Linked DNA regions of Homo sapiens: regions 2, 3, 4, 5, 6 and 7 are each linked to region 1. Evidence: chromatin loops called from intact Hi-C (ENCODE). Cell type or tissue: endothelial cell of umbilical vein. All regions are shown on one strand. Region 1 holds the start of NALF1 (NALCN channel auxiliary factor 1). Region 2 overlaps NALF1 (NALCN channel auxiliary factor 1). Region 3 overlaps NALF1 (NALCN channel auxiliary factor 1). Region 4 overlaps NALF1 (NALCN channel auxiliary factor 1). Region 5 overlaps NALF1 (NALCN channel auxiliary factor 1). Region 6 has its middle 60 kb from the start of LIG4. Region 7 overlaps NALF1 (NALCN channel auxiliary factor 1).

The links. Hi-C counts contacts between places; a loop is a spot of excess contacts. Peaks named below come from ENCODE experiments on the same cell type or tissue, not always from the same donor. Only the 100,000 strongest peaks of a DNase experiment are listed, where the experiment ranks them.
Region 2: a loop joins it to region 1, with 9 times the contacts of the local background. A loop is called at or near these places in 11 of 110 quality-filtered maps.
Region 3: a loop joins it to region 1, with 11 times the contacts of the local background. A loop is called at or near these places in 23 of 110 quality-filtered maps.
Region 4: a loop joins it to region 1, with 8 times the contacts of the local background. A loop is called at or near these places in 5 of 110 quality-filtered maps.
Region 5: a loop joins it to region 1, with 10 times the contacts of the local background. A loop is called at or near these places in 4 of 110 quality-filtered maps.
Region 6: a loop joins it to region 1, with 3 times the contacts of the local background. A loop is called at or near these places in 7 of 110 quality-filtered maps.
Region 7: it touches region 1 in a loop (9-fold over the local background); 23 of 110 quality-filtered maps call a loop at or near these places.

What each region holds. Positions count from the first base shown.
Region 1 is chr13:107,866,909-107,870,908 of GRCh38, forward strand. It overlaps NALF1 (NALCN channel auxiliary factor 1), which reads right to left and starts at 588. Exons shown (of 3, transcript NM_001080396.3): 1 at 1-588. It overlaps LOC124903206 (heparan sulfate glucosamine 3-O-sulfotransferase 4-like), which reads left to right. Exons shown (of 1, transcript XM_047430833.1): 1 at 1-4,000. The coding sequence ends at 552. RefSeq lists an enhancer at 1,056-1,624. In endothelial cell of umbilical vein, a CTCF peak has its summit at 1,510; DNase peaks (open chromatin) are centred at 1,163 and 1,473; H3K4me3 peaks cover 1,949 bases; H3K27ac peaks cover 1,153 bases; H3K27me3 peaks cover 439 bases.
Region 2 is chr13:107,372,022-107,376,021 of GRCh38, forward strand. All of the region lies in intron 1 of NALF1 (NALCN channel auxiliary factor 1), which reads right to left. Among named protein-coding and RNA genes, the nearest start is that of SNORD31B, 53 kb to the left of the region's middle. In endothelial cell of umbilical vein, a CTCF peak has its summit at 1,667 (motif pointing right); a DNase peak (open chromatin) is centred at 1,690.
Region 3 is chr13:107,203,774-107,207,773 of GRCh38, forward strand. All of the region lies in intron 2 of NALF1 (NALCN channel auxiliary factor 1), which reads right to left. Among named protein-coding and RNA genes, the nearest start is that of SNORD31B, 120 kb to the right of the region's middle. In endothelial cell of umbilical vein, a CTCF peak has its summit at 1,713 (motif pointing right); a DNase peak (open chromatin) is centred at 1,758; H3K27ac peaks cover 76 bases.
Region 4 is chr13:107,738,068-107,742,067 of GRCh38, forward strand. All of the region lies in intron 1 of NALF1 (NALCN channel auxiliary factor 1), which reads right to left. Among named protein-coding and RNA genes, the nearest start is that of NALF1-IT1, 95 kb to the right of the region's middle. In endothelial cell of umbilical vein, no CTCF peak of the experiment used is centred here; no DNase peak of the experiment used is centred here.
Region 5 is chr13:107,648,659-107,652,658 of GRCh38, forward strand. All of the region lies in intron 1 of NALF1 (NALCN channel auxiliary factor 1), which reads right to left. Among named protein-coding and RNA genes, the nearest start is that of MIR1267, 120 kb to the left of the region's middle. In endothelial cell of umbilical vein, a CTCF peak has its summit at 1,650 (motif pointing left); a DNase peak (open chromatin) is centred at 1,633.
Region 6 is chr13:108,153,821-108,157,820 of GRCh38, forward strand. No RefSeq gene overlaps it. Among named protein-coding and RNA genes, the nearest start is that of LIG4, 60 kb to the right of the region's middle. In endothelial cell of umbilical vein, a CTCF peak has its summit at 1,873 (motif pointing left); a DNase peak (open chromatin) is centred at 1,871.
Region 7 is chr13:107,209,462-107,213,461 of GRCh38, forward strand. It overlaps NALF1 (NALCN channel auxiliary factor 1), which reads right to left. Exons shown (of 3, transcript NM_001080396.3): 2 at 1,123-1,294. Among named protein-coding and RNA genes, the nearest start is that of SNORD31B, 110 kb to the right of the region's middle. In endothelial cell of umbilical vein, a CTCF peak has its summit at 1,717 (motif pointing right); DNase peaks (open chromatin) are centred at 550, 1,300 and 1,750.

The sequences.
Region 1 (4,000 bases):
AGAGAGAGAGAGACGGAGGAGGCTGGTGCTGGTGGCCGGCGGCGAGGCTGGGTGCAGGGGGCGATGGTGGAGGTGACAGGGTGGCTGGCGCGGCTCCGGTCACCCAGGCATTGTCAGCGCGCGGGTCCCCATGGCCCCGCGGAGCCCAGCCCGCTCTCCCCTGCCAGGGGCATGCCGCGCCTCCGCTGCCCACTGACGGCGCCCGGAGCGCCTCCCCTCCTCCTCCTCCTCCTCCTCTTCTTCTCCTCCTCTTCCTCCTCCTTCCTTTCCTTCTCCTTCTTCTTCTCCTCCGCCTCCCGCTCCTGCTCCGCGCTGGCTCTCCCAGAGTCCGGAGCCTGGGCTGCCTCCGGCGGGGCGCTCCCTCCCCCCCACCCCCCACCCCGCGCTCTAAGTGCTGCCGCCGCCGCCGCCGCCGCCGCCGCTGCCGCAGGGCCGCCCGCGGGCGCCGCCGCCGGGGCTCCGACTGCTGACGCCGCCTCCCGCGGAGCTCCGGGCCGAATCGCCTGGGCTGGGCCTCCCGAGAGCCACAGTCATCTTCAGTCCGCGGGCTAAGTTGCCGCCATCTTCGTCCTGGAGAAACACTTTTTTGGGGGGAGCGCTGGCTTTTGCGTCATCTCCTCCCGCGCCGAGCTCGCTCCATCCTGGCGCAGTGGCGCCGGCTCGGCCCGGGAGGAGGGAGAAGGCGCGCGGGGGCGGGCGGCGGCGGGGCCGCGGGGCCCGGGGGCCCCCGCCCGGCTCCCCGGGCTCAGGCGCCTGCTCTTTCCTTTCTGTCCCCCTGTCCACGATATTTTGTTTTAATCACTGAAGAGAAAAATAAAAGTCAGACTGCGGACGGCATGGCCGGTGAGGCTCCTCGCGGCCGCGCCGCCCGCACGCTCTGGCTCCGGGAAGCGTCCGAGTTGCAGGCGCCCGGGCAGAGGTCTCTACTGGTGCGAGGGTCTGGGCAGAGTCCTCTCAACTAAGGACCGAGCCACTTCGGATGGAAGGTGGGGGTCCGCGGAGGAAGCTCGAATTGGCTAGAGGAGGGATGAGGTGACATTTGGTCTCTGAATGCGTCTCGGATCCCGGACCGCGAGATCCATCGCTCCCAGTGCGTGCAGTTATTCCGTCCTGCTGTGTGACACGGGAGAATGGCGCGCACGCCTGTGCACCTGCATCGACCGTGTAGCTGCCTGGGTGACAGCCACCCATTTGTCTATGTTTTCTTTCCTATTCTAAAGTAAACGATTAGAAGTGGCCTCATAGAGTCTTAGGAAGAAACAGTAAGCCCTGTGCCACCCGGGGTCACTGCCTAGCCCTGCCCTCCGCGCGCACCGTCCGCGTCTCCGAGGGCTCCTCCTCGGACCTGGACCCTCTGGAGCGGCTTCGACCCTCCCTCTGCCCCCGCTGCCTGCGTCCAGACCCCCTCCCGGGTGGGCTCCTCCGAGGACCTCCGCAGCCGCGGGCGAGCTGGGTGCCTGCGAGTCGCCGCCGCAGTCTGAGCCTCTGGTGCCCCTTAGCGTTGGCTCTCGGAGTTCTGAGAAGGGAAAGGAGACAGACACTCTGGGAAAATCTGGGGTCACCTCGATTCCGGCTCCTACGCTGGATGCCGTGGGCAAGCATCGGTCTCCTTTGATCTGAAGATCCTGCCCACTCCGCCCCTTGCCCCTGCCAGACCCGCGGGAGCAGCAGGTGGCGTGGGTGCCAGACGCTGCCGGTGCGCACCGAGTGCAGCGCTGCCCCGGCTCGCCCCGGGGGTCGCGTGGGACAGCGGTTTGCGGTGTCGCCCTCTCTGCGGTGCTTTCCAAGGACCCTCATGCCCCGCCCGGGTGCACATTCACCACATGGGTCTTACTAGGTGACCTCTTTCTAAGTAAAATGCATTGAGAAACCAAAGGGATGGGGCATCCGTATCCATTTTCCTTTAAGGAGCGCTGTGGGTGTTGGGGATGCGGGAGAAGTAGGTGTTTTTTAAAGAGAAAATTGCAAAACCTCTTGGGCAGGATTCGACCTACTAGCCTCTTCTGCTGCATAATAAGGTACTGTATACACTAAATTTTACCCCTAAAAATTTTCAGTTCTTACCAACTATAGGTAATGATCATCCAAAAGCCGCGTCCTGTTTGATGGCTGGTTTACTCAAGTGTCATGTAGTGTTTTAAAAGACGATTTGTGTAAGTAGATCATTCTAGTACTTTCGATTTCAGTGTGTTGAATTTCTGAGTAATGTCAGTTTTTCCTCATAATACAGACAAAATTATTATTTATTAACCAGATTGTTTATTAATCAGGACTGTACTGTACATGCCACAATATTTCTTAACTAAATACGAGTGCATACATTCTCGCTGACATAACTATTATTATACAAGTACAGTTTGTGCATTGTAAAAAAGGTGTAAAAATCAGAAGAGCAATTTAAAAAGTCATGGTGATATCAACACCCAGATATAATCAGTATTTTCATTTTACAGCATCTTCCTAACATTTTTATTTTGTATTACTAATTTCCTGTTTTGTGATATTCACTAGTCCAGCATTTTCGAAGGATTGAAGTATGATAGAATACACATCCACACTTATTAGATAATAATATATTTCCCTTCAATAATGCATTAATTTTAATCAGACACAAACATTTTAATGGTGGCTGAGATTATTAGCATCCAATGTCTTACTCTGCATGTGTGATTAAATCAGAAAGAGAACGAAAACTAGGGGAAATAAAATAAACAATATAAATTTAAAGGTTCATAATTATCAAACAAGGAACCGAAGCAAAAGAAGACTCTGTGACTTATCTTATTACTATTCAGATCTAGTAAAAATCATGTCTCAGAAGGTAGTTCAGTGATACTTAGTAAAAGTCTTATATACTGCATTAAAATAATAGTGTTTAATCTATTTTTACTTTATGTAACAGACTATAGTTAATTATTTTTAAGTAAGCTGGGCCTTGCCTTCCTCTAATGTTTCTCATGAATTAGGATATTTTTATAAAAGACAATTTTAAGGACGCAAGCCCACTGAAAGTAAACTGTTGAGAACCAATTTGACTTTTGTTTGTTGTGTGTTGGTTCTAGAATGAACTGTTGGAAGACAGATAAAAGACCAAGTCTGGCCTCTTGAAGCTTAGTCAAGGGGCAGATAATACTAACTAGGCCAACAATTACAATACAAGGTAATCTGTGAAGATTAGCATGTTTTGAGACTTCAGAGTAGAGCAGTAAACTCCAGTTGGATTTTAAGAGGGACTAGGGATAGATAGGAATTGGGGACATTTAACGGGAGCAGAAAGAAGTCTTCTAGGGAGGAGAAAAGGACAATTCAGAAGGACAGCAAATTTCAAGGACTTGGGACCTTGAAGGAGCCCAGGGCACTGGTAGGACTACTGACAGATAAGTGGGCTGTGTTGTGTGTGACCTGTATATTGGGAGGGGGTAAGGGAAGAGGCTGGAGAGAAAGGCTGGGGCTCTGTTATGAATGATACTGTATAATACTCAAAGGAAATTGGCTTTTCTCCTGAAAGAGATGGATTCATTAAGGAAATTTAGATTGTGACTTCAATGTTCGTTTTCATGAACATCACTGTTCACTAAAATCAAAACGAGAAATATGTTTGGAGAAGGCGTTAACTAGATTAGTAAATGTTGATTCTTATTAGCTTATCAGCTAAAATATTGCATAGTGGCAAGGAAGAGCAAATAGCTTGGCTGGAATGTAGGTTTCATTTATATCAGGAAAATCAGGCTGTGGAGTCTAGAAACTCCTACGTAGGTTTTACCTAGGAGTGTGACTAATGGAATAGAGAAGTTTAATAGCACCAGCACATTTCAGAAGGCTGCTGAATAGTAGACAGTTGCAAATACATTATATTGAGGGATCTGCTAACAGGATGTACTCTGAACAAGAAAACATTGCAGAAACAATCTACATGTATATCATAGCTCCAGGATTACTGTTCAGGGGGTCATTTATGTTTATAACCTTCAAAAATTCAAAGCTCTTACGTTATTTGATC
Region 2 (4,000 bases), 490 kb before region 1:
CTTTGAGCTGAATAGGGCACTGTTTTGTGAACTCCTGCCTTGGAGCGCAGCAAGATGCAGAGAGGTCTCCTCATAGCCTGCACAGCCGCAGAACAGGAAAGGTGTTGAAGGAAAAAAAATCATTACGAGATGAACTAAAGTCCCTGTTTCTTTCGTCTTTCAGACTCACACAATTTCTTCCAATATTCATGTTTAAACAATGTACATGGAATTCAAAAAACATTAAAATTTCTTTTGGATCAAGTCCTTCTGACAATACTGTGATGTCTGTGATTTCTATTTTAGATACCCTTCAGGGTAAGATATGCCATGCCTCTATTGCAACAATTAAAACTTCTATGGGACAAATGACATGCCAGCCATGAATATTGCAGGCACAGAGAAATATAAATTATAATTTGCGTATAACCACATCATTTTACTCTCATAGTCCACAACTATTCACAGTATGCCTATTCATTGAAAGGCACTATACTCATTTGCAAATTAAGTTCTGCCCTCTAGGCATTTGAAATATAGCAGAGAATAAATATTTAATGAAATTTCAACAACAAAATAAATAGTATAGTATCATAAAAGATAGTCATACAAACTTGATTTCAAACAATAGCTCTTAGAGATGGAGTAAATCAATGAAGATCTTCAATTAGATAAGATAATAGAAAACATTTGGTGATAGATCAATGCTTTAAAAATGTGTTCTACAGAATACCTACCAATCTGTTATCAAACATGCTTGAAAAGTTGCAATAATGTATCATCATGAAGGTTTAGATATCAAAGGTCCCAAGAAACTCTTAAGAAAATCTTTAAACACTCATTTAGCTCAGCATTTCCCAAATACATGTAACTATTAATCTAACTCTCTTTTTCCTAGTAATACCAATTACTGGGATAGCAAATACAACTGAATCGGACCCTAAATTTTCTACTGCTAGCATCTGTTAATGAGGTCATTTAATCTCTCTGAACCTTTCTTTCTCTATCTGTAAACTGGGGATGATAATAATACAGGCTCTGATCCCTTTGGGATTAGTTCATGTAATTATGTGAGTTACATAATCATGACATGAGCAATTATGCATCATATAAGGTATACAGAGCATCTAACAGAGAACAAGGTTCTTACTAGCACCTCACTAAATGTTGGGTCCCTGTTCTCTCTTCCTTTCATTCTTCATTAAGGAAGAATAGACCTAACAGGAACGTCATATTTTAAAGATCACAAATGAAAAGTAGATGTGAGACTAGCACCAGGTTCTCTTGATAACCAGCTCAAAATTCTCTGGAGATCGAAGATTTTGAATACCAGATGTTGAGACCTGGAGAAGGAGAGTAGACCCAAGAAAGGTGAAAGACCTAACATGGAATGGATCAGAGTAAATGAACTGACTGAGTTTCCAGTGTTTTAGTGTCTCAGTGACTTAACATTTCAGTGAGAGCTGGGATTCCGATCCCAGTCCCTGGGATCACTTTGCCTTGCTCTGTCCCTCCTACAGCAGATGCAAGGTGGAGCCCAAAAGGGGCCACAGCCAATGGGTCCAGCTGTATTCCTAAACAGACTGAATAAAAAGGGCTCTACACATTTCCAGGGCTACTCCATCTGATTGCAAAAGATACTCAGCACTCACGCCTTTCTAAGCATCAACCTGGTCTCTGAAATAGCCACAAGAGGGCAACACTATCATCTCTTTCTTTTTCTTTTCTTTCTTTCCTTTTTGTTTTCGTTTTTTTTGGGACCATGAGATTTAGTCTGACTCACCACACAAAAAGCACATGTTTCAATGTATAAAGGCCAAATAAATCTGGCCGAGCATGGGAGAAGGTCAAGATTACTCATCAAAAGAATCTACCTTCTTTAGAGCAAGTTACATTCATTGAAAAAATTATGAGACTGCCCATGGTGATCAATAGTTTTAACATACTTAATATCCCTTAAAATGGAACATAGTTTTTCCTATTGCCAAAGCAAAAATAAAAACATTTGGGACGTTTTCTTTGTAATGAAAATTATTGATTTATTAAAATATTCACTTCTCTGAATTTTCCAATGATTCCTTCATTAGCATGTTTTCCATGTTATTTTATAATTATAAAGGATGCATATTGTAACATCCATCAGTGTCGTTTTCTCTGTCTACTTTCCTACGCAAGTACTTCTCTGCTGTAGTCAACCTGGACCAGTCACCATCCCACAAACACATCATTCTCCCCAGCATAGCTTGCTTACATCATCCCTCTAAGGTATGTGAGGAAATTCTGTCTAAAACATTCACCATCAGGAGCAGGGAACTATTTTCAGAGAAGAATTTATCTGCTCTCATTCAGCACATGACTTCAGTGGACCCTTTTTATTGGGTTAACTTCCCATCCAATAGGAGATCAATAAGTAGATCCTCTATCAAATTCTAAAATATAATTTATTTCTCAATGTTTCAGATTTTATATTACAAGCTAAGCTGTATAAAATAACTTATTATTGATATTAAGCAGCTTTCCCTTGAAAAGACACATTTTATAATCAACATGGTATTGCTCACAGATATTCTGAATGAGACGCTAAGACTTACCCTTGTCTTTTGGACCTAGAGGCTGAGGCTGTGCCGTAGTTTCACTAGCAATACCACGATGATTATAATCCCCAGAGCAACAGTGTTGGGAGGCGGGTTGTAATGGCAGGTGTTTAGGTCATGAGGCCAGAGTCCTCATGAATGGATTAATGTCATTATCATGGAAGTGGGTTTGTTATGAAGGTGAGTTTGGGCCCCTCTTGAACTCTCTCACTCTCTCTCCCATGTTATGCTTTCCACCATGTTAAGATGCAGCAAGAAGGCTCTGACCAGATGTGGGTTTCTCAGTCGTGGACTTCCTTGCCTCCAGAGCTGTAAGTCAAATAAATTTCTGCTCATTATAAATTACCCAGTCTGTGCTATTCTCTTAGAGCAGCACAAAACAGACTAAGAGAGTATCCTCCACTGGTTTAAAAAATTAACCTTAATATAGCTTCTAACTGTATAAACTGCTCAATTATATTTTCCCTAGTTTTATAGAAAAAGAAGTATTACATAAATTCAGTTGCATTAATTTGAATAGGATAAGTATAACACATTTAAAATTTTAGCAACTATTATCCAAAGAATAAAAATAAGTAAAAGCAAATAAATGTCTTCGGCTGTGATACCATGTGTGTATGTGCATATGTATTATGTGTTTAGCTTTCAAGTATGTGGTTTCAAAATCAACAATTCTTTCCTGCCTAATCATATTCAATAAACATATGAAAGCTTCATTTGACATTTTCTATTTGAACACTAATGAAGACAAATTGAAAGCTATTTTAATATTTTTTCATGTTCTCGAAGAGACTCTGGAAAATACTTGGTCACATTCTACAGAAATATTTTTTATAAAAAATGTATATTAAACAAGCAAAGTCATTCCAGAAAGTATCTATCATGTAAATAATTAGGAAATGTCTCATTTTTGTGCTTTGCTCAATTTCAGTTATGATTAACTGCTGCTCCGTGTAATAATATATTGCATATTTTCCATCAATTGAAAAAAAAATGGAATAATAGGTATATAAGGAAATTGACTTAAGCTTTGATTTTGAATTATCAGTTTAATTTCTAATAATATGAGAATGCTATAAAGAAAAGAGCCAATAGAACAAAAAAGTAACTCTAAGTTTGAAGAAAGTATCAACACAGGATATTATCCTCTCATCCTGATAAACTATCACAGTAAAAAGAAAAGAATGTTCTAGAGAGGATTCAGAGAGAATTTACCCAACCTGGGTAGGGAGTAGTATTGGGAAACAAGGAAATAAATGTGAAAGCCAGCCTCCAAAGTGACCTGATGCCCCCTCCCGATAGTCATGTTCTTATAAAGCAACCTGCTATACACACACACACACACACACATACACACACACACAGAATGATGAATGGGGCCACCAATGGGATACTACAGAATGGTGTTTTGAGACTCTGAGGCTAGA
Region 3 (4,000 bases), 660 kb before region 1:
TCTCCCTGGTCTGATGCATTTCATTTCTCCTCTTAGACCAGGCAAGGTGTAGCAATGAGAAGCAGAAGGATAACTTGAACTACGTTAGAATTTTCCCCAAAGGCTGTCGAGGTGAGCAAGCTCATGCAGGGCCTGCCCAGTTGTCAGCATGCCTGGAGGCAGAGGGGGGCAGAGGGAGGCAGAGCTCTCCCTGCTCTCCAACAAGTGTCACCCAGGTGAGCTGGAGGCAGAGAGGGGCGCCCACAAGCTCTCCCTGCTCTCCAGGTGAGCTGGAGGCAGAGAGGGGCGCCCACAAGCTCTCCCTGCTCTCCAGGTGAGCTGGAGGCAGAGAGGGGCGCCCACAAGCTCTCCCTGCTCTCCAACGAGCATCACCCAGGTGAGCTGGAGGCAGAGAGGGGCGCCCACAAGCTCTCCCTGCTCTCCAACAAGTGTCACCCAGGTGAGCTGGAGGCAGGTTGTCTTCCTCTCCCCACACAGACAAGCGTAAAACCTCATTCTCCTCTGCAGCTGCGCCTGCCGCTCCGCAAGCACCACCAGGCTGGACTACATGGGGTCCCATCTAGCTCGGGCCTCTGCTGTCAGCAGGCCTGGGCACTGTGTTCTGGCACTGGGCTCAGTACTCTTAGCCACTTGTGGAGGTGAGGCAATGAGACCTTACAGTGGGGGCGATTTTCCAAAATTCATAGCTACTGGCAGAATCCAGACATCCTAATTCCTCCTCTATTCCCTACATACATTCTCTTGCCAAAGGCAAACTTGACCTGCTGGGATCTTTATGAATATAGAATTCAGAAAAAGTAATCTTAAGTAGGAATGATCTGAACTCAAACCTAAAGATATTAACTGAAATAAACCTCAAAAAGTACAATGTTTTAATGGAAGAAGATGTCACGAACATATGAAGTTACTACATTTTACTTGGTTTTATAATCTACTCTCATTTTTTAAATTTTATTCTGGGCATACCATCTCCCTTCCCGTTTCTTTTTTGCCTTAAACTTTGACATATTTATTAAAATATTTTGTATGAGATTAAATGATGCTATAACTACACTGGTCTTTTTATTATTCTGTTTTCAGAGAAAAAAAAACCTGATTTTAAAAAATTAAATGAACATACGCATACGCAGGGGAAAATAAATAAATTGAAACGGCATAAATGTTCAAATTAAAATCTATAGAGGTATTTTTTTTTTCTACTGAAATTTTCCTCTAATGAGAACATCTTTTTTTTTTCTTTTATTATTATACTTTAAGTTTTAGGGTACATGTGCACATTGTGCAGGTTAGTTACATATGTATACATGTGCCACGCTGGTGGAGCTGCACCCACTAACTCGTCATCTAGCATTAGGTATATCTCCCAATGCTATCCCTCCCCCTTTCCCCCCACCCCACAACAGTCCCCAGAGTGTGATGTTCCCCTTCCTGTGTCCATGTGATCTCATTGTTCAATTCCCACCTATGAGAACATCTTTGTCTTTTAAAAATCTTTCTCAACTCACTGGTCATGTGAGGACTGGATTTTTGCAAATGTTTTTTCTTTTGCAGTTGTGAAGTCACTCACAAGTAAACCGTGAGATGCCAAACATTTAAAAAAAAAATCCTTCGAATGTGATCAATATGTAGATCAATGCATTTCCTCCCCTCAGGTTATTCCCTTCCGTTGCCTGCAGGCAGTGAACGTCCTTTCAGACTCTCTGCAGGCGCGCAGAGTCGCCACCAGGGGGCGCCCATCTCCCATTGCAGCCTCAACCGCCTGTCAAGTAAGGAACAACAGCAGCCCACAGTATTTTCCCCAGAGACAGAAACATAACCTTATTCCTGTCACAGCTCAAAAAGAAAGAAAAAGAAAAAAAATGGAATGCAGAATTTACATAGAATTCTTAAAATATGTTTTATCTCCATTGTCAGTAACCCCCAGCAGACCAACTTTTACTTTTATTCCTTCAATAATTTCCCTCTGTAAGAGAGCAGTAAATCATGGCTGGTCTATTTTATCTATCAATCAAATGATAATTTTCTTAATGTTTGTTACCATAGCACCCACAGCCTGTGCTCCTCTGCTGCCTCTGTTTTCTTCAGCTTGGTTCACTGTTAAAGGTAAGCAATCAAGGATTTCTCCAGGGGACTCTGGAATGAGGCGAGGGAGTGTGGAGAGGGAAGCCCACGTAATTACCACGATGACGGGTTGACATCGTAGAATCCAAAAACGACTTCCACCCCCTCACTTTAAAGATGAAGCAACTGAGTTTCTAAAATAGCACTGCATTATGCGAACTGAGCTTGCAAACCCAACAGAACCCACCTTGACAAATTTTAGCTCAATAATGCCTAACATTAAATGACATGTTTCACCCTGACAGCACCTCAGAATTTCTTTCCAATTAATTTTTAAAACATTTCTTTAGTCACGTGTCAGTTTTATTCTTTAATAGAAAAAAATTCAAGAGAAATCTCAGGCAAAGTGTCTTTCCTTTTATCTCCTAAGACAGAATTGGAATTAAACATATGCACGGGGATGCGCTTGTCATCAAGATCCGTGGTTAGAACATTTGGTCATGACCTTCTGTAACATCCTCAATCAAAAGCATTCTATAGTAATGGACATGCATTCTCAGATATTTCATTTTTTAAAGTAAGTTCCTGGCTTACTAAAGGATCATAGGTAGCAGATGATCAAAAATATATACATTTAAAACTTTCAAATTTGGTACATGGTGATGTGAGCACCATAAAGAAATGATGCACGAGATACTGAATTTAGTAAGTGTGACCAAAATGGTAAATAACTCCTGATCATTTACAGAAATTGTTCATTGATTCCAAGGGGTGATATTCCCTTTTTTGTGAATAATAGGAATCCTAGGTATCAGTATATAGCCAATAGGACAATGACAGGAAGAACTTGAGATCTCTAAGATTCTGGGTACAGAGAACGCTAAGAAAAGGAATCACCATGCCACTGGTTTGTCACTAAGGAGAAGCACCTTGAAGAAAACTGATGCTCACATGGACAGTATCTGTCATCAGGCCATGTGCAGTTACGTGCTTACAGAATACTTTTTTTTGAGGTCAATAAGAAAAGTAAGTGAAGAATCCTCGATATCCTAGAGGGAATTCTCCGTCCTTCTGGAAGCTGTGAATTGGATGCAGTTCAAATAGTAGGAAAACCATTATAATTAAATCTGTTGAATTTGAAGGAAACTCCACCTATTCCTTTAATTCTTAGTGAGAAATGATTGCATTTTAACATCTAGAGTGGAAATCAAATGCTTGATGATTTTTTTCAAAAAGAAAAATTGCTGGAGGCAAGAGGAAGGTCACCTTACTTGGTGAATTCTTTTTGATGAAGTTACTGCATTTTACTTGGTTTCATAACCTACTCTCATTTTTTTATTTTATTCTGGGCATACCATCTCCCTTCCCATTTCTTTTTTCCCTTAAACTTTGATATATTTATTAAAATATTTTGTATGAGATTAAATGATGCTATAACTACACTGGTCTTTTTATTATTCTGTTTTCAGAGAAAAAAAACAGAATGTAAATGGCTCACATTTACTTGCAAACTTATTTATAATGTAAACTATTTAAAAATCCGTGTACATTTGTAGGAGACGGACATCCAAAAATGTGCAACTTAAAATCTGGGAACAAATTATATGCACATATGTCTTACTAGTTTCCTTAGACGCATGACAAGCCACTCCACAGTTTAGCCAGTGGTCCTCTGGGAGCTGTCCTCTATTCTAACATCATCCAAGATGAAACCCATTCTGGGGCCCATGTCTGGGACTCTTATAAGCAACGGGCAGGCAGCTGTGATGGACAGGAGTAGAAATCTCCTTGCTCAGGTCCAGCAGTGCACTCTTTCATTTTCTTTTTCATTTGAGACAGGGTCTCGCTATGCTGCCCAGGCTGGAGTGCAGTGGCAGGATCACAGCTCACTGCAATCTCCAGCACCTGAGCTCAAGCAATCCTGTCTCTGCCTTCCAAA
Region 4 (4,000 bases), 130 kb before region 1:
ATTTTACTGCAGAAGTACAGTGAAATGAAACATAAGTCACCATTGGTCACTTATCATCCGTCTCATTTAAGTGTTTATTTCTAAGAATAACTGTGACATTTTTGGGAATGCCCATTAAAATTATTAATAGGATATCCAGTTCATTTATGTCTTGCCAGAAAAGGAGGTGACCGAAAACACTTTCTAGAATGTTCCCCCAATTGATATTGATTCATGCCTATGAGAAGTTTCTTCTGGATAAGAGGTCACCACTTCCTGTTCTAAGTGGCATTTACGCATTCTGTGGACTCATGATCTTAAATCCATTGGTCCAATTGAACAACTATGTTAGTCTCATAAGATTCCAATCTTAAGCCTGGACTTCACAAAATAACCCATTTTCTCCCCGTTCCCTTGTCCCCAGACACTTTCTCATTCTTCTAACAGTCAATTTGGATCAAATAATTAATACCCTGAGAATAAACAAAGAAATAACTACAATATCACTTTGTGTAATAAAAGTAGATTATTAAAAACTTTCCCCCTTCATTCTTAGAATGGGTCAATAAAAGGACACTTAGAAATGAAATCAATACATTTTCAAAAGAGTTCAGTAAAATTTTCTTTATTTTATTTTTGAAATGGAGTCTAGCTCTGTCACCCAGGCTGGAATGCAGTGGTGTGATCTCGGCTCACTGCAACCTCTGCCTCCTGGGGTCAAGTGATTCTGCCTCAGCCTCCCGAGTAGGTGGGACTACAGGTGCCTGCCAGCATGACCAGCTCATTTTTGTATTTTTAGTAGAGATGGGGTTTCACCATGCTTGCCAGGCTGGTCTCAAACTCCCGACCTCGTGATCCGCCTGCCTCTGCCTCCCAAAGTGCTGGGATTACAGGTGTGAGCCACCTCGCCCAGCTGAGTTCAGTATAATTTTCAATGAGAAAACTGAAATTCAGTTTTATAATCAAAGAGCATGTTTGCTGGAAGCCATCATTCTCAGCAAACTAATACAGGGACAGAAAACCAAACACCGCATGTTCCACTCATAAGTGGGAGTTGAACAATGAGAACACACGGACACAGGGAGGGAAACATCACACACCAGGGCCTGTCAGGCGGTCAGGGGTAAGGGGAGAGAGAGCATCGAGACAAATATCTAAGGTATGCGGGGCTTAAAACCTAGATGATGGTTGATAGGTGCAGCAAACCACCATGGCACATGTATACCTGTGTAACAAACCCGCACGTCCTGCACATGCATCCCACAACTTAAAGCAAAATAAAAATATATATATTTTTCATATTTTCATATATAATATATAAATATATAATTAAGATAAAATATTACATATTACATATGTATAAATTCATATATAACATATAAAATATATAATATTATATATTATATACATGTGTATATAAAATCTGGCTGCGGAGTTTTTGATCTATACATTGAACAAATTGTCTCACCTACTGATATTGACCCTCACTGATTCATCAGGAAAATATAGTAACAAATACATACACAATGACTAATGCCATGGACAAATACACGGACTAATGCCATCCCGAACATACAAAGTATAATAGCAATTTATTAAGACCTCAAGAAACTGAACTCTATAGTGGAGGAATCCCCAACCCCAGGTCCATTAGGAACGGGGCCACACAGCAGCAGGTGAGCAGTGGGTGAGCGAGCGGAACTTCATCTGTATTTCCAGCTGCTTCCCAGTGCTCACATTACCGCCTGAGCTCTGCATCCTGTCGCATCGGTGGCAGCATCAGATGCACATAGAAGCGCAAACCCTATTGTAAACTGCACATGTGAGGGATCTAGGTTGTGTGCTACTTATGAGAATCTAATGCCTGATGATCTATCACTGTCTTCCATGCCCCCAAGATGGGACCATCTAGTTACAAGAAAACAAGCTCAGGGCTTGCACTGATTCTACATTATGGTGAGATCCATATTATGGTGTAATAATAATAGAAATAAAGTGCACAATAAGTGTAATCCACTTGAATCATCCTGAAACCATCCCTCTCCCCCAGTCTGTGGAAAAATTGTCCACAAAACCGGTCCCTGGTGCCAAAAGGTTGGAAATTGCTGCACTGAAATCAGTATAACTCAATATATACATTGCACAATTTATATCTGAGAAATATTTTTATTTATCTCAAGTAAAATTATATTTATATGAATATATAGAAAACTAGGCATTTTCCAATTGGAAATGACAAATGCAGAATGGGGCCACCTTATTACAAACAGAAACAAAACCATAGAAGATGTAATAGAATCAGAAGAGATACAGTCTGTGAGGCATCTGTTGGTAATATTATATCTGTCCTCTTTATCTTTGGAGATTAGAAGATAAAAATTGCAAATTATTATTTTTGCTTTGGGGGATTTAGTATGGAAATACTTAAAATCAACTAAATATAATTTACACTGAATTTCTTGAAATTACATAGCATCTATTATTAGATTATTCATCACAATCTTTCAGACTCACAGGCAAAGGATAATAAAATAAACACATGTAACAGAAAACTAAAAGTGTTTACCTATTAATTTCAAACATTTTTCCATAAATCAAATTATTAGTAAGCTAGGACACTTCTAGATATTACTGAATGTGCTCACTTTGTTTCTGTGATCATTTTATAAATGGGCATCATTTTCCATGCTTCACTGGCTCAAGAACAGTTTGCCAAATTGGTGGACTACTTTGCCAATCCTTGCTAGCTTTTTTAGAGATCAGAAAATGAAAACCCTGCTGGAATCTCCATTGGAAGGAATAAAATATATGCTTTGGAATATGTACAAGAGAAGGATAAGCTATTTCTTTTGGTTAAAGGAGGAGAGAAATGAAGGCAGTAAAGAACAACTGTAAATATCATTAAATTCAACAGCTAGGGGGCAGTGATCATGATGTTTATTCATTCATGTATTCATTTATTCAATACACATCACTGTGGTCCTACTACATACCAGGAATCACATTGATTCTCTTGTTTGGTATCAGTAGCGTTTTGTGAATTATAATACAACAAAATAAAATCAGCATTAAGACAACTAATTTGTGAAAATATGTCTGGGCTCATCCACAGCACATTTGACATAAAATTCTGAGACCTATTATTTACATTTCATTCTGGTGCTAATTGGATTCTGGAATTCCACTAACTATGGAGACCTTCTCTCAGTGTTGTTTCCCCAAATAGCAATGTAGCAAAAAGTATTTTCCTACCCTAATTCAGCTTCCCCTAGGATAAATGTTTGCCAAAGAAAACAATGATCAATGAAACAATCAATTTATTGTTAATTTACATATTGTCTTGTGGATAAAGTGAAGATATATAAAGGATAAATGCTTTCATTATTAATAAGAAATGCCTACTGAGTACTTACCTTAACCCATTCACTATCGTATGTAGGAGCAATCAGGTGAGAAAGCTTGAATGATGACAGGTATTTAACACTGAGAAAATGATGGTACTATAAACGGGAAGAGAAATATCTTGCAATAATACAAGGGAACTTTTAGCACTTCTAAGTTCATTTCTGAAACACTGCATTTAGAAATTGGTATACTGTCTAGTTGGAATTGACAGGTGTAGGACCAACACACAACTCAGGAGCCAGGTCCAGGAGTCAGCTCCAGGACCCAGATGGTACAATTAAGAGTGACTGAATGAGAAACTGGCTGAGATAATTTGGCTCATGAGGACCTCTGAAGGAGAGAACTTAAAGCCAAAAGTAACCCAAGACCTGAAAATGGGTTATTCTCTAGTTTATCAATGAACAAGGAAAAACAGAGCAAGTTTCCAGAAAGACATGGACGTGGATAGCTATGACCACAAGCTTGAGGTAAGGAACAGTTCTCAAACTCATCCCTACAGAACTTTGGTCTTATGTGGCTAATAATAACAATAACAATCATACATTAAAAATTAAGTTGATACCATCAATATCCATTACATATGTTTACAATGTGATTTCTTTAAGTAATGGTGCAC
Region 5 (4,000 bases), 220 kb before region 1:
TTGTGTGAGTATAAATTTTTAATTTATTTGAGAACATACCAAGAAGACTGATTGCTAGTTAATATGGTAAAAATGTTTAGTTGTGTATGAAACTCTCAAATCATATTTCAAAATAGCTGAACCATTTTGCATTCTCCCTAGCAGTGAATAAGAGTCCCTGTTTATTCACATCCTTGCCAGCATTTGCTGTTGTCATTGTTTCCAATCTTAGGCATACTAATAGGTGTGTGGTGGTATCTCATTATCGTTTTAATTTATGTTTCCCTACAACATGCAATGTTGAGTATCTTTTCATCTGCTTATTTGTCATCTTAATATTTTCTTTGGTGAGGAGTCTTTTCAGACCTTTTGCCCATTTTTAAATTTGTACTGTTTGTCTTTGTTGTTGAGTTTTAAGAGCTCTTTTTACATTTTGGATAAAAGTCCCTTATCAGACATATGTTTTGTAAATATTTCCCCCAACCTATGTTTTATTTCTTCATTCTCTTAACAGCACAGTTTTTAAATGTTAAATAAATAGTATACCACCAGTTATACTATTAACTAACTTTGTTACTTTCCTTTTCATCCCACCATGTGGGAACTGTCAATCTTCACTGTTTATGCAGATATGCAGATTCTCATACACAGATTTTTACATCTTGAGTCATACCTCTGTAGATTAAAACATCAAGAAGCATATGAATATGGAATTCAGCAAGAGCTGTATTCTGTTTGGTTTTCAATGCTATGTGATAAAATTTATATAATCTTTTTTTAAGATGTACTGGCTATGCAGTTGTGTTTTCTCCAGTTATATTTTATTTTGTTTAAAATGATTGAATCAGATATTTTCTTTGCCACACATGTACAATTAAGTCCTGGGTTGTAGAGTTAATTATTTCATATAAATTACCTTTCATGAGAGGCATATTTAGTGAATGCTACATATACTTACCTTTATTCAATCCTCTTTATGTGCAAATAAAGGTTTTCAAGTAAGTGGTAAGTTGAACAGTCACAGAAAATAAAAACAGTGTATCCTGGAAAATTATTTTTTAAATGTCATGGCCACCTTGAATGATAATTAAAAGGAAAGCTACAATATAACTGAGATAGTACAGGGTATTCAACTTTGTATATAAGAGACTTTCTGTCTTTTAGGAAACTATATTTTGTGGTGTGCTGTGTCCTGCAGTCTATACCAAAAAAGGTGACCCTAACTAAGCATCGTGATTCAAATACAGGTTAGGCCCTGGCCCCTACCCGTCAGCTTGCCATCCAAAATGATAATGCTACATGGACTGTTATCAATACTTGTAAGTTACTTTGGCCAATAAATTATAGAACTTAAAGAACTACAGATTTTAAAAAATACTTGAAAAGGCACTCTGGATTTTAAGCAGATTAAATTTGCCCTGCTGATTCTCCCATTTTCAAAATGAGTATTTTAAAAGTTGCCTGTTAAGTCAAAGATCGGAGTTTTTGTCCCTGGTGGCATATCCTACACTGTCATTAATGATATAGTTTCGATTTATCTGATAAGGTAAAGTCATTACAGATGCCCCCCAAGTCGATAGTGCCTGTCTAGGAAGGTCACCTGACAGAACCAGGGTACCCCTGGCCACCCGGACCTGGCCTGAAGGGGGCGAGCGATGAGGCTGCGCCACCTAGTGGCTGCGACTTCGAGTCTCCTCTAGCAAAATCAGATGTTCTTGGCCAACGTTGCCATTTGAACGGTAATCTCTGCAACCATTAAAAAAAAAAAAAAGGAACAAATTAACAGCATTTGCAGTGACCTGGATGAGACTGGAGACTATTATTCTAAGTGAAGTAACTCGGGAAGGGAAAACCAAACATCGTATGTTCTCACTGATAGGTGGGAGCTAAGTTAGGAGGACACAAAGGCATAAGAATGATACAATGGGCTTTGGTGACTTGGGGAGAAGAAGAGAGGGGAAAGGGAAAAAAACTGCAAATATGGTGTGGTGTATACTGCCCGGGTGATGGGTACACCAAAATCTCACAAATTACTACTAAAGAACTTACTCGTGTAACCAAATGCTACCTGTACCCCAATAACTTATGAAAAAATAAAAATAAAAAATAAAGAAAGAGATCATGTCTTTTGCCAGAATATGAATGGAGCTGGAGACTATTTCATCCTTAGCAAACTAACACAGGAACAGAAAACCAAATATATCATGCCTCACTTGTAAGTGGGGGCTAAATGATAACAGCTTATGAACACAGAGAAGGAAATAAGAGACACTGGCGTCTACTTGACGGGGGAGGGTGGGAGGAGGGAGAGGAGCAGAAAAGATAACTACTAGATACTGGGCTTAGTACCTGGGTGATAAAATAATCTGTACAACAAACCCCTGTGACATGTGTTTACCTATGTAACAAACCTGCACATGCACCCTCAAACCTTAAACAAAGGTTAAAAAAATAAAGAATTATAAATTCATTGCTTTATTTGATTTGTTTAATGATGAGATAAAAGGAAAATGAGTTACTGTGCCTGCTTCATATGTGGAGAGAGAGTAAGACCTTGCTGAGAGCCACATGGTACATAACCTCTGGCCTTTGACATTTAGTCCCGGGCTGTTTCTGTTCTGTATTCTTTACTTGCACGGAGCAATAGTCAGGAAGCAATGACCATAGGTCATGCCAGGGATGCTTTAAAACTCTGTGCTTTTCTAATTACACAACGTCGAAATGTCAGGCCACAAAACTCAATTTTTTGTTACCTTATTTGAATAAATATCTGAGATTTTCATCAGTATTTTGATGTCCTAGAGACTTGAGTTGCCTCTTTTTGTGAGGGTTGGGAGTTCTCTGAAATAAGCAAAACTATGTTTGAAAGTATTAAGATCATAATGCTGTTGCAATAATGAAAACCTCTACTGATACATGTATTAAATGAATATTTTAAAACTAGCCTGTTCCACAGGATGGAGTATTAATTAGTTTTGAAATGGAGCAGACATTTCAGCTTACTTAACTCTTCTCAGCAAATAAAACTGATGTCCCACCCACACCTTCACCTTCCAGGACTTCCCGCTGTCTCTGAACTCAGCTTGTTATGTGAGGTTCCTAAGGAACCATTCCACAAAACTGTTTGCAATATACACTTGAGGATTACTACAGTTCAAGTATTGAGATCTAGTCTAATTAAAATAAGACATCAGAATAGAGGGAAGGATGGAAAGAAGTAAGGAGGCATCTTACTCTCTGATGTTCAGTTCTTCAACCAGGACTCTAGAGACTGCTCTTTGCGAATATATCAAAGCTAATTTTAAACTTGAAAGTTTTCCATTTTAATGAATGTGAGATCATAAACTAGAAGACTTAAAAAATCTTTATAGATATAAACATGTTTAACTCTATAAATAACTTTATTATGCTTTGCTGAAGAAAATACTTATGATGCAGAACTGACTTCAATTTCTAGCTTTAGCACTAAAAAAAGACGGAGTACTCTTCTGTTACTTGGACTGGGACTTTGGACAATTCACTTAAGCTTTTGGTCCACAGTTTAATCAATGCAATGGGGAGATTGGATTACCTAAGGATTTAACTCTGTCCCATTTAAATTTCTGTGATTCTGAGTTGTGTGCAATTACACTGCTCTATTTGTCATTCTGGCCTTTGTTATTAAGATTGTTTAAAAGGTCATTATGTGCTTAATGACTTTTAACATATTTAAATGTTATTATTAGAGAAATAGTTATGGTTCTTCAAAGTTGAAGATAACTAAATATAATATTGTTTTAAATTTTAAGCTTTCTTTAACATATACACAATACATAGCCAAAGTCCCTTCTCCTATGAAATTCAACATATTTACAACTTTTGGAAATTCATGATTGGACATCTTTGAGTGGCATTATTTTGCACACAGAAGTCAGCCTCCCTAGCCCCAAAGGATGGTGCCCATCCCACATGTAAAATGAATCCAATCCCATCCTAATATCCCCCAAATCTCAAACCATTACAGCATGAACTCAAAATCCTA
Region 6 (4,000 bases), 290 kb after region 1:
AGCCCTGTCTTTACTAAAAATACAAAAATTAGCCAGGCGTGGTGGCAGGCCCCTGTAATCCCAGCTACTTGGGAGGCTGAGGCAGGAGAATCGCATGAACCCAGGAGGCAGAAGTTGCAGTGAGCCGAGATCGCGCCACTGCACTCCAGCCTGGCGACAGAGTGAGACTTTATCTCAAAAAATAAAATAAAATAAAATATTTATTATTAACAGGGAGCATTGAGTCTGCCAAGATTAAGAGCCAACTGTTCTGGGTGAGAGGATTTGGGCCTTACTCTCTATTATTTACTGTTCCTACCTTCCTCCTGAAGCTCATTTAATAGATAGTTTCTCCTGAGCTCACTGATCTTCCTACCTGTGCTACATATGGACAGATCTCCTATGCTTGAGTGTGCTTTAATTTTTCTTCTAGTCTATAGGTAAGAAAGGGGACTACCTCTTGGTCTTGAGAGTGGCCTGCAGAGCATATCTGAGCTTATTCTTTATTTTGTAAACTGTGAATTTTATCACCTTGCTATTCTTTTCATATATCGTGCAGCTGTTTACTCTCTCTCCAAAGTTAGGAAAAGAATCTCTGCTTGATTTTCACTTATCCAGCCTCCCTGTTGGCCCACAGCTGCTAAAAAACAAGGTGAGTGGTGCTTAAGTTCAGGCTTGATAAACCACAACTGAGCTGGACTTTGCACCACTTCACCCTCTACAGCAGTCACTGAATTCCTGCTGGGAGGAAAGTACTATGTGAAGTATTAGTAGATAAGGCTGGGAGGTGCAGAAAGTTAACTCATATGTGGCCTCACCTCTCAAAGGAATTTATAATCTAGCTGGGAAAAAAATGTTACGCCACAGAGTTAACAATGCAAGAGAAGGCTTTGTTGCACTGGTTTTAAAACCTATGCTGTTATTTATACAAGACCCTCAGACACTCTCCTGCCCCTATGTCCCTGCCCTCACATGCTGCTTTTCCTTTGGTCAATATTGACATTAGTCCAGTGACCAATATTGAAAGGGGACAGGGAGAGATGAGCTGCCTCCAGGTTTAGAAAACAAGATAAACAAATACGAAGAAGGAACTGAAGTAAGAACTGTATTCAGAGAATAGCAAGTACTTCAGGGTGAGAATAAAGTTGCAGGGAGAGAGGACACTGGGAGATTTGTCAGTAAATACATTTTAAAAATGGAAGAAAAGGCAATCTTTAAATGTCTTTACTCCTCCTAATGTTCACACAAAGAAAAAAGTATGAGTATGAATATTCCGTAAACTCTAACATCTTCCCCAGTAGTGGGGTTCTGTTATTTAGTCACAGTGCAGATCCAGCTAAGAGGAGGCAATCAGCTTGAAGTTAGATAGAGCCCGTGGAACTCAGGGACACAATAAAGATAGTTTTGAATTAAGTTTAACATTCAGGTCTCTTTTCTAAAAACTAGTATTTTTCCTAATACTTTTAATTTTAATCCCTTACATTTCCAACAGTTAAGCAACACTAGAACCAGACTGTCTGGTTTCAACTCCCACCTACTTCACCTAGTAGCTGTGAAAACCCGGGCAAAGTCCCTGCCTCAATTTTCTTGTCTGTAAAATGGGCACAGTCATAATATCAACACAAAGCGTGCTGTGCGCAATGATATGTATTAGGTACTTAGAATGGAAGTATGGAATTAGTCCTCAGTAAAAGTCCTATCGTTATGACTTAGTGCCCTATATTATCCCCATTCTGAAAAGTTATTTTATCTTTAACATAGATATACATTTCCTTTTACATTAAAGAGTGGAAAAACTCAGTCACATGAAAAAAGAGAGCGCAGCCTTGGCACAGATTTTTTTTTTAAGTGGCAATTCTGTGCTTTCGTGATACATGCTGCCACCTGCTGGACCCATCAGGAATTGTTCCCATCGCGGGATGTGATTAACATTGCTGTGTTGTTTGACATAATTTTATATTTACGCAAAATAAAGAAAGCTAAATATATTATTCAAATCGTTCAAAGAATAGCCATCTGAGCAATTTCTGTCACTAGGTGGCACTATTAATAACTGCATGTGATCTTAAGACCCTTGGAAAAGCTACATAGTCGGCTGCAAGACCCCAGTGTGATGAGGAGCTTCACGGCTTTTAGGATAATGACCATAGACACTCGCTTAGTTACAAATCCACACTTCAGGGGGCATCATAATGAAACTAGAATGTGAAATAAACGCAGCATTTAAAAGATCGGTTTTCTTTTAAATTAAAAGGAATTTAAATTATTGATATCGTAAACCATTTCTTATTTAGAAAGGCTTTAGTATAAAATTTTTAAAAATGAATAAAAGAGTAGCTGACACTGAGATTTTAAAAATTAATAATCTCAGAATACTAAGGAAAAATATAAAATGTATTTTAAAAATCTTTCATTAGTTCGCCTTAGTTATCAGACTTATGTTTCAGAGTGTGGGATTCTATAGTGGGAGACATGTTTTTGTTAGATAATATTTCTAAGCTTGGATCCAAAGTCAGAGATAAAAATGCATATGACAGCTCAGAAGATAATGTGGTCGAATTTTATAAAAGATGCATAGAAGACGTAACTCTGCGTGATTTAAGAGTACTTAACTCCAAATAGGATCTTAGGACATACGAGATCTCTCATAAGATGAGTACTTAAAGACGTTGAAGTGCCCGTCCCCTGAAGGGGGAAAATCACGAGTGGTGGGGGTTAGGACACATTTATAAGTGTCATTTATGACAGTGATTAGCTCAAATCTCTTAATAACCACTAGATTACTAAATGCTGGACTCTGTCTGGAAGGAACACTAGGCCAAGAACACCAGATGGGAAAATATGGAGTTCCCTCTAGTTGTAGTGTTAAAGCGTTGTGTGTCTGAGCACACTTCAGCCCCACTGAGGGACTGCGCTGCATCAGGCTCATGTACTGAGTGTCAAGGACCCCACTGAGAGTGATATGAAAGCTACAAAGCTCTTTCCGGAAGAATCCTGATATCCATCACACACACGCACACACACACATGCACTCACACTCACACACACAGTCACATACACACACAGACCCACTCACACACACACTGAAACACACTGTCTCAGACACAGACACACACACATACACACACAGACCCCCCCCACACACACACACATACACACTGACACGGTCACATACACACACAGACCCACTCACACTTACAGACTCATACACATACACATACACGCACACATTTACGTACACAGGCACACTCACACAAACACACTAACACTCACACACAGAGACCTACTCACACATACTCACACACACATTCTCACACACTCACACACATGCACACACACACCCACCATTACCAGAGCCCTGAATCTCTTTCTTGGGCCCCTTTAAGGTAAACAATCCATGAACCATATCACATCTACAGAACTTTCAAATGCTGAAGTTCAAGTGGTAAATTCAGTCTTAAGAAAAAAAATCATGAAGGAATTTGGGAATCAATTAATTATACATTATTTCAAAAATGTTAAGAAAATGAACCCAGGTCATAGTTAATACATGCTTATTAATGCACTTAAGAGTCTCAAGATATGACTTCCGGTTAACTATCTGAATTTATTCTTCTTTGAGCTAGGGAATGAATTCTTCAAAAACAGTTTTAAAATTTCTGTCTTATATATTACAGAATATTCTAACCTAAGACTAGTCTAAAGTGCCATTACTCATAAAAAAGAGAATTTATTTGTATTTTCTACATGCAATATAATCACTATAGAATATTATTTTAACATTTGCTTTTTAAACTATTGTCAAATTTATGTATATGATATAATATTCATTTTTGGATATAAGTAGAAATCTAAATCAATCCAATAATCAATCATTTTGGCTATTTATCAAGTCTTGAAATCTAAGCAGAGAAGTATAGAATTTATTTTATAAGTGTTAGGAAAATGCAGAGAAATATCATGAAAAATAAATATTTAGGGTGATTTATCTGGTAGTGATATGCAAACTGCCAACTGCCCG
Region 7 (4,000 bases), 660 kb before region 1:
ACACCAGCCTGGGTGACACAGAGCGAGACTCCATCTCAAAAAAAAAAAAAGAAAGAAATACTCATCCAGTTCTTAGGGCGAGCTTTGGCAGACTATCTCTTGATAGCTTATCACTTAGAACACTGTGGCTAATGAATACGTATGTAAATAAGCGATGCTGAAATAATTTGATAAATTCTCATGTTGAGCATCTTAATATGCTACTCTGTTTTAGAGGAGTTTGGCAAGTCTAATGTCAGAAGAGCATTTTCATGTGTCTCTACACATATGATGGTGTTTTATCCTTACACTTGAAAACAAAACGTGCTACAGCTTGAGCCACGTAATTCCAGGGACGCCTTATAGCATTATTGTTATAGAAGAGAATGCAGAGCCACCACTCGGATTATCACACCACCCTGGCAAAGTATCTTGTTCTCACCATTTAATTATCTTTTTATTTTTTAAAAAAAGGCTCTTGCTCTTTATATCTTATTCTGTCTAAATTATGTAATGCTTATAAATATCCAGAAAAGGAGTGCTGATATTGGTGTTTTGCCCAGTCTGACTCATTTGCTGAAAGAAGTAAACATCGTTTAATGGATAGACTTGTTGTGTGGCTCTAATAGACACACACACACACACACGTACAATTTAGGCAGATATTTTTAATGCTCTTAATACTTTTTACAGATAAAGTAACATAAAAATTCTCAGAAAATAAAATAAAAGAAAATAGGCAAGAGAACATAAACTTCTGACTAATTTGAAAAGCATTATTTCACTGGCCTTAGCACATCTCCTGTTCTTATGGAATTCAAAGGCAATGCAGGCTGAATCTAACCTATACTAGGTCACATGTAAGTATATCTAATGATTGCTAATATTTTGCCATCAGATTTCTTCTTTCACACAGTGAATAACTGTGGTCTCAGTTACAGATAGACCATGTGGTACAGAAGCTGAATCATTTCCAGACCTGTTGAGGGGAGCTTTCGGTGCTTCTATTAGTGAAAGTGCGGAAAACTACCAGCCGCATCTTCAAGGTTATATCAGTGAAAGGAAACAGCAAAGCAAACAAACATCACACAAGAAAGCAAAACCACCGGAGACTGGTGTACAGACTCCCACCCGGCACTGTACCTGTACAGATGAAACTGGAGAGGCCTCCGTAGATGACTTCATCATTGTCGGGCAATATAAATGGACACCTCGTCTGAACCTCCAAACAGTATTGCTTGCAAGGAATTGTCTTTCTGCAGTTAAACTGTGTGACTTCAAAATACTGGGAACAGAGCCAGGCTTTGTAGACAATCTGAAAAAAAGAGAAGAATGAAAAATATAGAGGCGTGACAACAGTTACAGTGATAGAGGCACTGTGAGAAGCGTGCAAGCGTGCTGTGGTTTCAAGTGGATCCTAAGAGAGCCCTCATTGTGAGAAAGCGTATTTACACAACGACAGCTGCAAGTGATAAAAACACAGCAACGAAAGTCTCCGCAATAAAAGCAAAACAGTATTTGATTGCATCCCTAATAGAATGTAAAAGGTATTTTGACCTTTAATTTTATGTGGCTTATTTGAAAATCAGTGGATTTAAGCAGGAAGTTAATTTTTCAAAATTCAGCGATATCTAAAGTAAAATAAATAATTGACTCTATTGCTCTTCTGTGCTGTAGTTACTTGCAACGTGGCTGATGAGCCAGTTCCCTCCACACGGAGTCCCACGTCTATGCCTCCATAGGACGCTAGATGGCGCGAAGCACTTTATAAAGATGGCCCAGCAGGGGTTGGGAAACTGCTGTTTAGATCTTGGACTTTGAGAGGCAGAGAACAGGCAGATATGGACATTTACATTCATGACTCACACCAAATGCATTAAAAATCTCACTGTCTGAAAGCCCAGAAACACCCGACATAGAGCAGACATCATATGCTGTGGTGTGGTTGGGAGTAGGAGGGAAGCCTCATCAGAGCCACAGCTTCAACCTTCTGGATGATGTGCAAGCCACATCAATGTTTGCTACGTATTTATGTAATTTCATCAAATGTGAAAGGACTGGGACTTCATTCATCTCTTTGTTTTGGTGGCTATTTGGGAAAACAAACATTGAAAAAATTGCCTTTTTCTGACACGAAGGAATAAGCTGATCTTAAATTCAAATACAACAATGGCAGATGTACCAATTTGCAGTACAGGTTACTGAAATTCAGTTATTCTCCAGGTCCTTGGCACTAATGGCTTTTACTTATCTATTTCTAGGGTTAATATTATCCAAGTAACATTTTGCCGGTTATATTTTACCTAGAAAAATGGAGGCGCAGCAGTTAAAGGTAGCCTAAGAGATTATAAATACCTAATAATAACAAGAATAATAGCTGGTATTTATCAACTTTATACTCTTTTCTAAGTAAGCTGTAAACTTTTTTTTCCATGTGATTCTCAGCATGCACTTTTGACCATAACTATTACTCACATTTTGAACAGGAATAATATTAAGTAATAGTACTATTAGGTAATGGAAATGGAAAATCCAGACTTCAAACCCATGTTCTGTAGGGCTCCAAAGACTGTGTTCCTAATAGTTATCCTATATTTAATCTGAAAACTACTTTTAAAGCACTTATGAAATCACAAGGGAGTTTGCAGATGAACCTAAAATCAGCATGGCCTTCCATGCCCCGGGTCAATATCTATTTGGTAGAAGGAGGATTGTATTTTTTTATTCATAACATTAGGTTGATCAAAATGACGCTTTATTCTGTGATCAAGGTGACTTGGTAGAGGTAAAATGAGATAAATATCAAAGTGAGATACACTTTTAAATGGCCAAAAGTAATTTTTCTTTGCCAGTCATCAATGGCTCACAATCACCATGTAACTTGTTAGTAAAACCTACAAATAATTAGAATTCTTATAGGTCTTTTGAATGAGTCTTCTCGTAACAGTGTACACTGAAAAACTGCACTAGAAGAAAACGTTACAATAGCCGAAGAAACCTCTAAGAATTCTTATGCCAACTGGGAAACGGAGGTGGGCTGTGGCTGTGTGCCCCAGGAGGACAGCAAGAGGCTGCCTCAGGGGGACAGGTGAAGGTGGAGGTGGTGCCGGCAGCAAGAGGCTGGAAGCACCAGCTTCAGAAGAAAAAGTGAAATGATTTCTTAACCAAACCATGGGGAAGTTGAAAACGTTTGTCAAAATGCCATAGACATTGACGTTTGTGTAATATGACATGATACGTAATATGACATGACATTTATTATGTAAACTAAGCTGTAGTATAGGAATGAGCCATGTATCCTCTGATTCCTGGGCTTAATAACCTTTCTCAGGTACTAGAGGAAGCAGGATAGGCTTATACCTGCAGTTCAAAAAATAACATTCCATTATGAGGACAGCTTGCTTTCCGCACATTTCTGGGATTCTAAAGTCTAGAGTTGCCTGTTTTTCTTTAAGGAGTGCCCTATGTAATGCCAGAAAGTGGCTCATGTTTTCATTGGCCAAATTGGGGTCCCCATTCCCACCGCTCCCTCACACGTTGCCTTTCCACCGTTATTCCAGTTAAAATGGGTTCTGAATAGGGAATCGCATCCTGCAGCCATAAAGTCTTAAGAAACAACGTCTCCTCTCTCGCAGACGGTGGGGCGTCCAGTATTGGAGTCTCTTCAGATCTAGCCATCCTCTTTGCAACCACTTTCCTCAGCATTGCCCGATGGGAACATATCCATTTTTATTCTGGCTCCTTAAATTCTATTTCCGCTATATTTCCTTTGCAGATTTTTTTTTAACTCAAAAAAAAAAAAAAAAAAAAGAAAAGAAAAAGAAACTAGTAAGAGATCACAGCATTTTTTTTTAAGTATCAGGTAGTAGTTAGTTATGAAGAAAAGTGATCGAGCATCATTTGCAAAGCCGCCGGCAGAATCCCAGACCTTATACACTGAGCTATGACGACCTCTCCGGCCAGGCTCCACGGTGGCATCCGTTATGAGCTACCTCCTGGGCTTTGAGTGTGCAATGAATAT